2 separate regions of the Homo sapiens genome follow, and region 2 is linked to region 1. Evidence: read pairs that join two places in POLR2A ChIA-PET (ENCODE). Cell type or tissue: Panc1. All regions are shown on one strand. Links, peaks and the distances in the headings refer to the core of each region. The heading gives the core; the rest is flanking DNA. Region 1 overlaps ZNF608 (zinc finger protein 608). Region 2 overlaps LOC101927421 (a long non-coding RNA gene).

Region 1 (5,387 bases), core at 289-5,288:
GGTTGTCAGAGCTAGTTTAATTCTAATTGCAGAAATATCAGTGGGATTTATATCTGTCTTCTTCAAATAGTTGGAAAGAAAAAATGTAAGCACTTGGCACACATTTTGATTTTTGTTCTACATTGAAAAGAACCATGTTAATTTCAAGAAACTCATTAATGTGCAGGTCCGTACTAGTAGTTTCTCTTAGTTACATATTGGTGGAAGGCAGAAGTATTAAAAATGGCATATATGTAATGAGATTTTACAAAATTTCTGATTTTGAGGGTAGAGAAAAAGCCAGTGGATTTCCTATTGTGCATGTTAATTTAAAAATAATTTAATAATGACTCCATTTGTTTCATTCCAGCATTAAAAAGGGACATGGAGAAGGCTTGCCTGTCTTTATTCACCAAATAGCGGTTTTGCAGACCCTTACAAGTTCCCATATGCTAGTGAAAAACATTTTCCAAGAAATTGGCAGCATTGCACTTTGTAGCTGATGCCAGCTTCTTCCTTGGGCCAATTCAACAGAGAAGAGAGGAAAAAAAAATGCCTTGTTTTAGTGGCTGAATTACTCTGACAAGCTTTCACATCGCCCCTCCTCTTATTAATATTCTTTTTGATGTGAGCTTGTAAAACAGAGGATTGGCTGTTAATCTCCAAGATCTCAAGGGCTTTTGGCAGTGGCCCATAATTGATGTGTTCACATGGCTGTTGTCTGACTACTAATGATTAGACAGCAGTGTTATCTACCAGCTAAATCAGTGTTGCTTATAAATCACACTTGATAAACTGCAGTTTCATTTCTTCAAAGAGTTCGTACAATTCTGCATACTTTGATGGAAGTGCCAGAGGCATTTCATGATTCTTTGACAGCTTAGATTAGGTTTATTTTTCATTTCTGTTTGACAAAATATTAGACTTTTTAACGCATGTGAAAGAGAATTTTTTTGTTCCCCTAACAAGGCATTTAAAGAGTGCTAAGCAGAGAAAGATGACCTGCTTTCAGTGGGAAGATGTACAAGTTGGGATGGCAGGTCCCAGTTTTGCTTTTGCTACCTACTCCAAGGTAAATGGAATGGGGCCATGGCATCTGGTGCCATGCCACTTTGAAAGAAGAAGAGAAGAGGCCACCAGCAAGGAAGTTTGCAGAATGTGGGCCTGTGCTCAGATTGTGACAGGGTGGAGTAGTGAGAGAGCACCAATTGCTCAGCCATGTTATGTGTTGAGCCCCTGCGTCAAGGTGTGATTCTGCTTTATAGACAGGCAAGAGAAAGCAAAAAGGATTTATAAGAGGAAAAGGTGCCAGCCATAGGATTCATTTTCCTCCTTCGCTGCCCCTATAGGGACACTTGCCTGGCCACAGACACACCCAGAGTCCCCCATCTGTCCAGAACTCTGTGTACTGCAGAGATGAAACCAGGTTGCATGTCGCATGCACATGGTGGGCTTTGAGAACTTCTGCTAAGTTTTGGGTCTTTATTGGCTACAAACTCCTGTGGTCTTGAGTTAACTTTCCTCATTTATAAAACTAAAACAACAACAAAAAAGGACTAAATGATATCTAAGCTCATTTTATTGCTCTTTATTTTGCATGTCCTTGGACTGTATTGTTTCAGAGCCTCAAAAAAGCCTTTTTGCTAACATTAGTTAATCTTTGCTTAATTTTTGAGATCAAATATTAGATTGCAAAGAAATGGTTAAATCAGAATGGTTTGTGATTTTTAAAAAATGAATTTATTTATTTATTTATTTAAGGTGGAGTCTCGCTCTGTCGCCCAGGCTGGAGTGCAGTGGCGCAATCTTGGCTCACTGCAATTTCCGCCTCTTGGGTTCAAGCAATTCTCCTGCCTCAGCCTCCCCAGTAGCTGGGATTACAGGTGCTTGCCACCATGCCTGGCTAATTTTTTTTTTTAATTTTTAGTAGAGACAGGGTTTCTCTATGTTGGCCAGGTGGGTCTCGAACTCCCGACCTCAGGTGATTCGCCCACCTAGGCCTCCCAAAATGCTGGGGTTACAGGCATGAGCCATTGCTCCTGGCCAGCAAAAATGAATTTTAAAAATCACATTTCTTTTAAGAGAAGTTTATATAATTTTAAAATGTGTCAGAGGGTAAATATTTAATCAAAATTTACTTTATTTTGAGATGGAGTTTTGCTGTTGTCGCCCAGACTGGAGTGCAATGGTGTCATCTTGGCTCACTGCAACCTCCGTCTCCCAGGTTCAAGTGATTCTCCTGCCTCAGCCTCCTGAGTAGCTGGGATTATAGGCATGCACCACCATGGCCCGGCTAATTTTGTATTTTTGTAGAGACGGGGTTTCTCCAGGTTGGTCAAGCTGGTCTCCAACTCCCGACCTCAGGTGATTCGCCTGCCTCGGCCTCCCAAACTGCTGGAATTACAGGCGTGAGCCACCATGCCCGGCCAAAATGTACAACTTTTACTCAGAATAAAATTATGTTCTGTGACCAAGATTGGGAGTGGGGCTAATAATAACTTATTAAAGTTTAAAGAGTTATTAGAGCTCTAGAATGCAAGAATGCAGGAGAATGCACTTAACACTAAAGCTACCTGAAAAAATTTCACCTATCCTACCCTACCCCACTCCACCAAAACAAAAGTCATGTAAGATTTAACTGAGTACTTCCTTTTATATCCAGTACTTTTAGACCTTAAATCTAGGTGGCAAGTTTATTTCCCAACTTCCTAAGAGTGGCTTTGACATGAGCACTACTTTTTCCTAGTATATTTTAGGGCTGTAATTAAAATAAGCACTATAGTCAGGGAATAAATGTTTATTGATAAGTATTAACATTGATGAACAAAGGTGCTTAACTAAGCTGCTTATTTAAATGACTTGTGGTTGAAGGAAATCCCCTCTTTTTTTTTTTATTAAATGAAACAATTTAAATTTAAGTTGTTTTGGTTATGGTTATTAGATTTTAATGTGCTATGGAAAAATACCCATGATTAACTTAGAGAAGATAGCCATTCAGTGATTTAAATAGATGCTTCATTTAGTTTTGATACGTAAAGCAACTATATTAGAGTTTCTTTCTTTTCTTTTTTTTTTTTTTTTTTTTTGAGACGGATTCTCGCTCTGTCGCCCAGGCTGGAGTGCAGTGGCGCGATCTCGGCTCACTGCCAGCTCCGCCTCCCGGGTTCAGGCCATTCTCCTGCCTCAGCCTCCCCAGTAGCTGGGACTACAGGTGCCCGCCACCACGCCCGGCTAATTTTTTGTATTTTTAGTAGAGACAGGGTTTCACCGTGTTAGCCAGGATGGTCTCCATCTCCTGACCTCGTGATCCGCCCGCCTCGGCCTCCCAAGGTGCTGGGATTACAGGCGTGAGCCACCGCGCCCGGCCTATATTAGAGTAATGCAGCTATAAAATATGAGAAAAATGCATTAAAAGTTATGGAGTATGGTTTTCATTACGTAAGATATGTATGCATAAGTAAGGGCTGGTTGGTAATATTAAAAATAAAAATAATGATAACATTTGAAAAGATTTTTTACACCACTTAAAAATAATATTTTCTGTTTAAAAGCAGTATACGTACATGTATCTATGAGCTTTATGAAGTGTGTATATTACCATTATGGCAAAAAATAAGCATGCATTTTTTAATTTTAGAAGATAATAGTTTTTCTTGACTGATTTAAATCATGATTCAAATCAACTTGATTTAAATGTAGTCTAGATAATGCTAAAACTATATTGCAGGTGTTTGTCAACTAGCTAGAAATTATTTTAATGGTTAAGGGAGTGCATAATAGAAATAATTATTTTGCTGCAGATATGGCAAGCTCTGTCACCCGTGGGGTGCTTGTACTTGGATATTAGACACATTTGTAAAAATAAATAATAAATATTCTGGAAACGTGATGCCAAGAGAGCGTGATCCTGTTTACCACCCCTGCTATCCTTCATTTCTTTGTGGCATCATTTTTTTTTGTGTGTTAAAGAGTAAATGAGCTGACTTGGTAACTGTGCAAGAATAAATGGTTAATAACATTTATTTTTATTTACATTTGGGCATTCTTTTGAGACCATTTTCATAGAGGTTGTTTCATTTAATTCTTGAAGTACCCCTATAAAATAGCTGAGGAAGCATTTTCATAGAGTCCATTTCATTTGATTCTTGAAGTACCCCTATGAAATAGCTGAAGCAAGCATTCTTAATTCTTATGGATGTTAACACTAGAAGCAGAAGATCCTGATCTCATTCTTAGGCTGGGATTTCTCCTAGGATGTCAGCTTTTAGAAGAAGAAAAATCACTGTTACCTCCAAATAAAATCTTACTATGTAGTTGGTTCTAAAGAACCTTAAATATTCAATTATAAATTCATCCCCAGGTATTTTGAAGTGTTTCATTTAATTTGAAAACTGTCATCTGGTTTTCAGAGACTACAGCAGTATGTTTTTAATGTGTTGGTTTAGCCATGTGACAAATTAAGCAAGCCCTATGAACATGTGTTACTGAGATTGGTATTGGCAAGGACAATAATAACTAACATTTGTTGAGCACTTATATGATAGAGATACTACGACGGGCTTTATGTAGGATCTCTTGTTTGATATGTCTATTACATTAAATACAATTAGGTAATACTATAATCTCCACTTTATAGGTGAGGAAATTGAGGCTTAGAAAGGTTAAGTAAATTTTCAAGATTATACTAGTAAGTAAATGATCTGAGATTGAAGCACAGAGACCACACTCCTATTTATTACACTATATTACCCAGTTCAAAAGCATTAGTGAGACATGTGATGTGTGACATTGACCTGTCATCCTCTGTGAGAAGTAGCTTCTGGGACTGATGGTCTTAGTTGTGCATCCATGACTAGACTTCTGGATGAAAGAACTCCAAGTTTCTAGGAGGGCTTGTTTCATTTCTAGTCCTCAACAGAATGTGTTTGAGAACTTGATTTTTTCATGTAATTCATTCACTTATGGGGCAATTAAGATAAAATATCCTGGTTTTCAAACTGAAAATGTTACCAAAAACACATTGCAATTACATAGGATGGTTGTTTCTTCTTTTGGGAATAGAGACGTATCATAGATTGACAATGTTGTTTTTTTTAAAAAAGTTTACTTCTTTGTCAGCTCCGTGAAGGGAGGGATCTTGTCTGTCTTGGTTGTCATTAGCACCCAGCACAATGGCTGGTATAATAAAAAGATGTTCAATAAATATTTAATGTTTTATGTTATGACTGCTTAAGTTAGAACTGGAATGTGGCTCCTCATATCTCTTTTGGTTTATGACTCCTAGGTTTTTTTAAGAGAGTTAGGTAGTAGTAGGTACATTTATTATTATTTTTCATTCAGAGATGGATCTATATGTTTACTTTTAAAATCTCCTACACTTCTGTCCACTCCCTACTTCCTTTTTCACT
Region 2 (5,387 bases), core at 239-5,238, 360 kb before region 1:
CTATTGTTTTTCTAGTCTCTATTTCGTTTATTTCTGCTCTGATTTTATTATTTCCTTCCTTCTGCTGACATTGCACTTAATTTGTTCTTTATTTTCTAGTTCCTTGGGGTATAAAGTCAGGTTTCTACTTGAGATTTTTTTTTTTTTTTACAATATAATGGGTTTATATTTAATATAGTACTTCTCATTAGGAGGATGTTACTCAGTTAATATAGTTTTTTTCTTAACATTAAATCTCTTTTCCATGTCAATGTCTATAGTTTTTTTTAACATTAAATTTTTTTCTGCATTTCAGTATCAGATACACCGAATACATTTTTCTAAACATTTTTCCCCAGAGATAAAAGCTTCCCTTTTTGGCTGACTCTCTGATATCTAAATACAATATTAACCTGGGAGACAACAAAACAAAAACCTTATAAAAAGATGCAGAAAAGACTCTTCAATGATCCAGGAGACAGTGATTATAACTGAACATTGGTGATTTCCTAAGATTCTGGGCAAGAACTTCCTTCTTGCTATTTTGCATGCTTGGAGAATTCTAAAACTATGAAATATTACTTACGTAAATTTCAGCCATCTTACTTCTTTGACCTCCTTTCTAACTAGCAAATACAAATTATAGGCTGTATTTTTCAGTGCATTATTTATTGTAAAGAAAACATTTTTTTCAATTTATTTATGTATGTTTGTTACCATTTCATGGAAACAATGAAAAATGTAAAATTCCCTTATTTACTGATTCTTGGAAACTTTCAGATACCAAAGCTCAGGTTTAGCCTCTATAGCACAAAGGTTTTCAGGGTGAGGTTTGATTCAGTAGGCCTTTCAAGGTCACATCTGTCCATTTTCTTTTTCGTGCATGTACCCCCAAGCAGGCACAAATGCCTGTAATGCTGAGAACCACACCTAACAAGAGGACAATTGCATCACTGGCTTCTACCACTTTGACAACAGGCAGCACCAAAAGCAGTGATATGAGGACTAAGGACAACTGTGTTGAAACTGAGGTAATGATGTTGGAATCTTGAGGGCTGAAGGTTCCAAAGAAATGGTATATATAGAATTCTATCTGACTTGAAATTCCCCTTCCTGGAGCTCCAGGTGCTGAGATTAAGAGGTTCCACATGACACTACCTTCCAGGAAGCCGCCATTACAGGAATCTCTTCTGTCTTAATATAGGCATTTATTCCTATAAAGTTCTCCCTTAGGACAGCTTTTGCTATACCCCACAAGTTTTGATGTGTTGTGTTTACATTGTAATTTGTTTCAAAATGTTTTGTAAGTTCTATTTTGATTTCCTCTATGACCCACTGGTTATTCAGGAATATGTTATTTAACTTCCATGTATTTGTGAATTTTCAAACATTCCTTGTGTTATTGATTTCTAGTTTCATACTGTTGTTTTCAGAAAAAAAAATACTTGGTATGATTTCAATTTTCTTGAATTTGTCAAGATTTTTTGTGGTCTAACAGATAATCAATTTATATTAATTTTTGTTACAATGTTTATAACATATGACATAACAATATTTGTAACATATTTATAACAGGATCAATTTGTAACAACTGACAAATTAACCCTTTTATCATTATATAATGACCTTCTTTGTCTCTTAAGGAAGTTTTTGACTTAAAATCATTTTGTCTGATGTTAAGTACAACCACCCCACTCTCTTTTACATGGACTCTTCTTCCATCTCTTTACTTTCAGCCTGGGTTTGTCCTTAAAGCTAAAATGAGTCTCTTGTAGGTAGCATATTATTGGATTTCTTTTAATACACTCACCCAGTCTATGTCTTTTGATTAGAGAATTTAATCCACTTAAATTTAAATTATTGATAGGAAAGTAATTACTGTGGTTTTTGCTGATCATTTTCTGACTGCCTGTAGTCTCTTTCATTCTTCTCGTGTTGTCTTTCTTCACAGTTTGATGATTTTTGTCATTGGATGCTTTGATTCCTTTCTCTTTACCTCTTGTGGTTTTAACACAGGCTTTTTCTTCGTTGCTACCATGAGGCTTACATAAAATGTCTTATAACAGTCTATTTTAGGCTGAAAACAACTTAACTTCACCTGCATACAAAAACTCTACATTTTCACTTCTCTTCCCACATTTTATGTTATTGATGTCACAATTTTCATCTTTTATGGATCATATATTAACAAATCATTGCAGCTATAGTTATTTTTAATAGTTTAGACATTTAACTTCTATAGAGTTAGAAGTGTCTTAAAATTTACCATTACTGTATTAAAATACTGTGAATTTGAATATATTCTTATTCTTACAGTGAGTTTTGTAGTTTTATTGTCTTCACTCTGTTAGTGTTCCTTTATTTCAACTTGGAGAACTTCCTTTAGCATTTCCTATAAGACAAGTCTAGTGATGATGAGCTTCCATAGCTTTTGTTTGTCTTTGCAAGTCCTTATCACTCTTTTATTTCTGAATCACAGTCTTGTCAGATATTCTTGGTTGTCAGGGGTTTGTTCTAGCACTTTGTATATATTATCTGTCTTTCAGCATGAAAGGTTTCTGCTGAGAAATCTACTGACAGTCTTATGAGGAATCTCTTGTAGGTGATGAGTTTCTTTTCTCTTGCTTTTACAATTCTCTCTTTGAGTTTTGAGAATTTGAGTACAATGTGTCTTGGCAAAGATCTCTTTAATCTATTTGGGGTTCTTTGGACTTCGTGTATCTGGGTGTTCATTTCCCTCTCCAGACTTGGAAAACTTTCTATCATTATTTCTTTAAATAAGCTTTTGGCCCCTTTCTCTTTGTGTGTTTTTTTCTAAGACTTCTATAATGTATATATTGGTTTATATGATAGTGTCCTATAAGTTTGAGACTTTTTTCACATTTTTCATTCTTTTTTTGTTGTTGTTCCTCTAACTTGAACGAACTCAAATGCCCTGTCTTTGAGCTCATTAATTCTTTCTTCTGCTTGATAAAGTCTTCTGTTGTAGCTGTCTGTGGATTTATTTTTTTTTTTAGTTCAGTCATTGTGCATTTTAGCTTTAGAATTTCCTTTTTGGTTCCTTTATATGGTTTCTATTTCTGTGGTGAACATCTCCTTTGATTTGTGTATTATTTCCCTGATTTCATTTCGTTGTCTGTGTTCTCCTGTAGCTCACTGAGCTTCTTTAAAATGATTAAGTTTAATCAAACTAATAGGTGCCTACAGAAAAAAAGCAAATTGTACCAAAAAAAACTTCTTATTGGCATTTCTTTATTGTTTTTCAGACCTCTAACATTATTCCGTAACTCTAAACAATAGAGGCATACCGCTTATGGTACCAAGCTCCTAAGATGACCCCCTATGATTCCCACTTCCTGTTATTCACACCCTTGTGAAGTCTACTTCTGGAATGAAGAGAGCTGACCTATGTGATCAATAGGATATTAAAGAAGTGACAGTGTATGACTTCTGGGGCTAGGTAATAACAGGTTTCTTAGATTACTCACTTGGGAGAAAGCAGCTGAGGTCTCCTGTTATCAAGTTGGATGGTGAGCAATCTTGGTAGTAAATTTTATAATCCTAGTCAAGCCTTTAGATGACTGCAATTCCTTGAGAAACTGAGCCAGAACTCCCCAACCAAGCCACAGCAAATTCCTTGTTTATTGTTGTTTTAAAATACAAAGCTCACTTTGCGAGGCTGAGGTGGACAGATCACGTAAGGTCAAGAGTTCGAGACCAGGCTGACCAACGTGGAGAAACCCCCTCTCCACTAAAAATACAAAATTAGCCAGGCATGGTGGCTCATGCCTGTAATCGCAGCTACTGGGAGGCTGAGGCAGGAGAATTGCTTGAACCCGGGAGGTGGAGGTTGCGGTGAGCCGAGATTGCACCATTGCACTCCAGTCTGGGCAACAAGAGCAAAACCCCATCTCAAAAATAAAAATAAATAAAATACAATACAATAAAATACAAAGCTTTGGAGTGATTTGTTATGTAGTTGTAAATAAATATTTATATGTCTTATTAATCCTGAACATTCTATATATACTCTGCTATGAAAAATGAGAATTCACTCACTTTCACATCCCCCATTTGCAGTCTGCTTCTTCTCATTTTCCCAATTTGTGATCATTCTTTCATTTGAGAGAAAGAGATTCTATCTACCTATTATAGTTAAGAGTTCATATACCAAAAACTCGATATCTCTTTCCATTAACTTTTAATTGCATGTCTTAATCTCAATATGTAATATAAAAGTTATGGTTACTCCATCCTATTCTCCACATTCTTACCTCATGACAACCTGCTTTCTTCTGTCAGCTACAGGTGTTTTCCCCTGCCCTTTTCTTTAAGACAATATTATCTGATTACACTTAAGCTGTTTCATAATTGTACATAATTCATTGGTGCTTTATTTATAGGCTGATTCTGATATTTGAAGCATAAAAAACATTGTGCCAATGTCAGAAAACTATTTTCTTAGGAAAAGCCACATTGTATGGTAAGACTATATTTCCATATCTATCGATCCAATGTGATGAATCCTAGGGGAACTGAAGGGAACATATGTTTTCTTAGAGTCCATCAACTTCTCAAAATTATGCCATATCCCAGTTTTCTTCATACTTGGCCAAATCTTTCCTTACAGATTTTTTCCCTTTATCAGTATTTGCATGTTTTCCTCATTTTGCCAATAAGATCTTCCAGCTTTTCGTAGCAATTGAGTTAATCCATTCCACTCTTCCTGATGTCATTCTTGGAGTACTTTGCATTTTCTGCTAGTTTTGACTTGTTTTCCATACTACTTAGCTAGCATTCCTGTATTCCAGTCTTTATATCTTTGGGTTAATTCCATCATTTATTTCTTGACTTCCTATTGTTTTTTGCTTCACGTTACATTTCTGTAAGCCATGTTGTCAAATATTTTCTTCAGATTGGCTATGTAAAAGGGAAACATTATGTGACCTTCTCTAAAATGTCTTCATTTATACCTTTATACTGGACTAAAATGGTTTATATATATAATTCTAGCTTCAAAAAATATTTCCCTCAGCATTTTGAAGATATTGTGTTATATACCCATTGTTACCAAAGAGAAATCTTATATCAATCTGTTTGTTATCCAACTTTACATAACTTTTTTTTCCTGAGAGCTATCAGAGTCTTGTCATTACCTTTGCTTTATTGATATTTTGTAAGTCAATGTCTAGATTGTTTGGCCACACTTGAATCTATCTAAAATAAAAACTTGTATTTTCTCAACAATAATAAATTGTCTCTCATCATTATATGACAATTCTCTCTTGCCCTTTTTCATACTATCTAATAATCAACTATTGGACCTTCTGAATTTATTTTCTAGGTCTCAACTTTTCTTTCATATTTTGTTTAATTTTGCTGTTTATTCTTTTCCCTCAAATTTATGT

Evidence for each region. ChIA-PET counts read pairs that join two places held together with the same protein. Peaks named below come from ENCODE experiments on the same cell type or tissue, not always from the same donor. Only the 100,000 strongest peaks of a DNase experiment are listed, where the experiment ranks them.
Region 2: POLR2A ChIA-PET joins it to region 1 with 11 read pairs; 3 of 35 experiments call an interaction of 5 or more read pairs at or near these places.

Annotation. Positions count from the first base shown.
Region 1 is chr5:124,713,821-124,719,207 of GRCh38, reverse strand. The region is part of intron 2 of ZNF608 (zinc finger protein 608); the gene reads left to right. Among named protein-coding and RNA genes, the nearest start is that of ZNF608, 30 kb to the left of the region's middle. In Panc1, for the core only: no CTCF peak of the experiment used is centred there; no DNase peak of the experiment used is centred there; H3K27ac peaks cover 3,096 bases.
Region 2 is chr5:125,070,448-125,075,834 of GRCh38, reverse strand. The region is part of intron 2 of LOC101927421 (a long non-coding RNA gene); the gene reads right to left. Among named protein-coding and RNA genes, the nearest start is that of ZNF608, 330 kb to the right of the region's middle. In Panc1, for the core only: no CTCF peak of the experiment used is centred there; no DNase peak of the experiment used is centred there.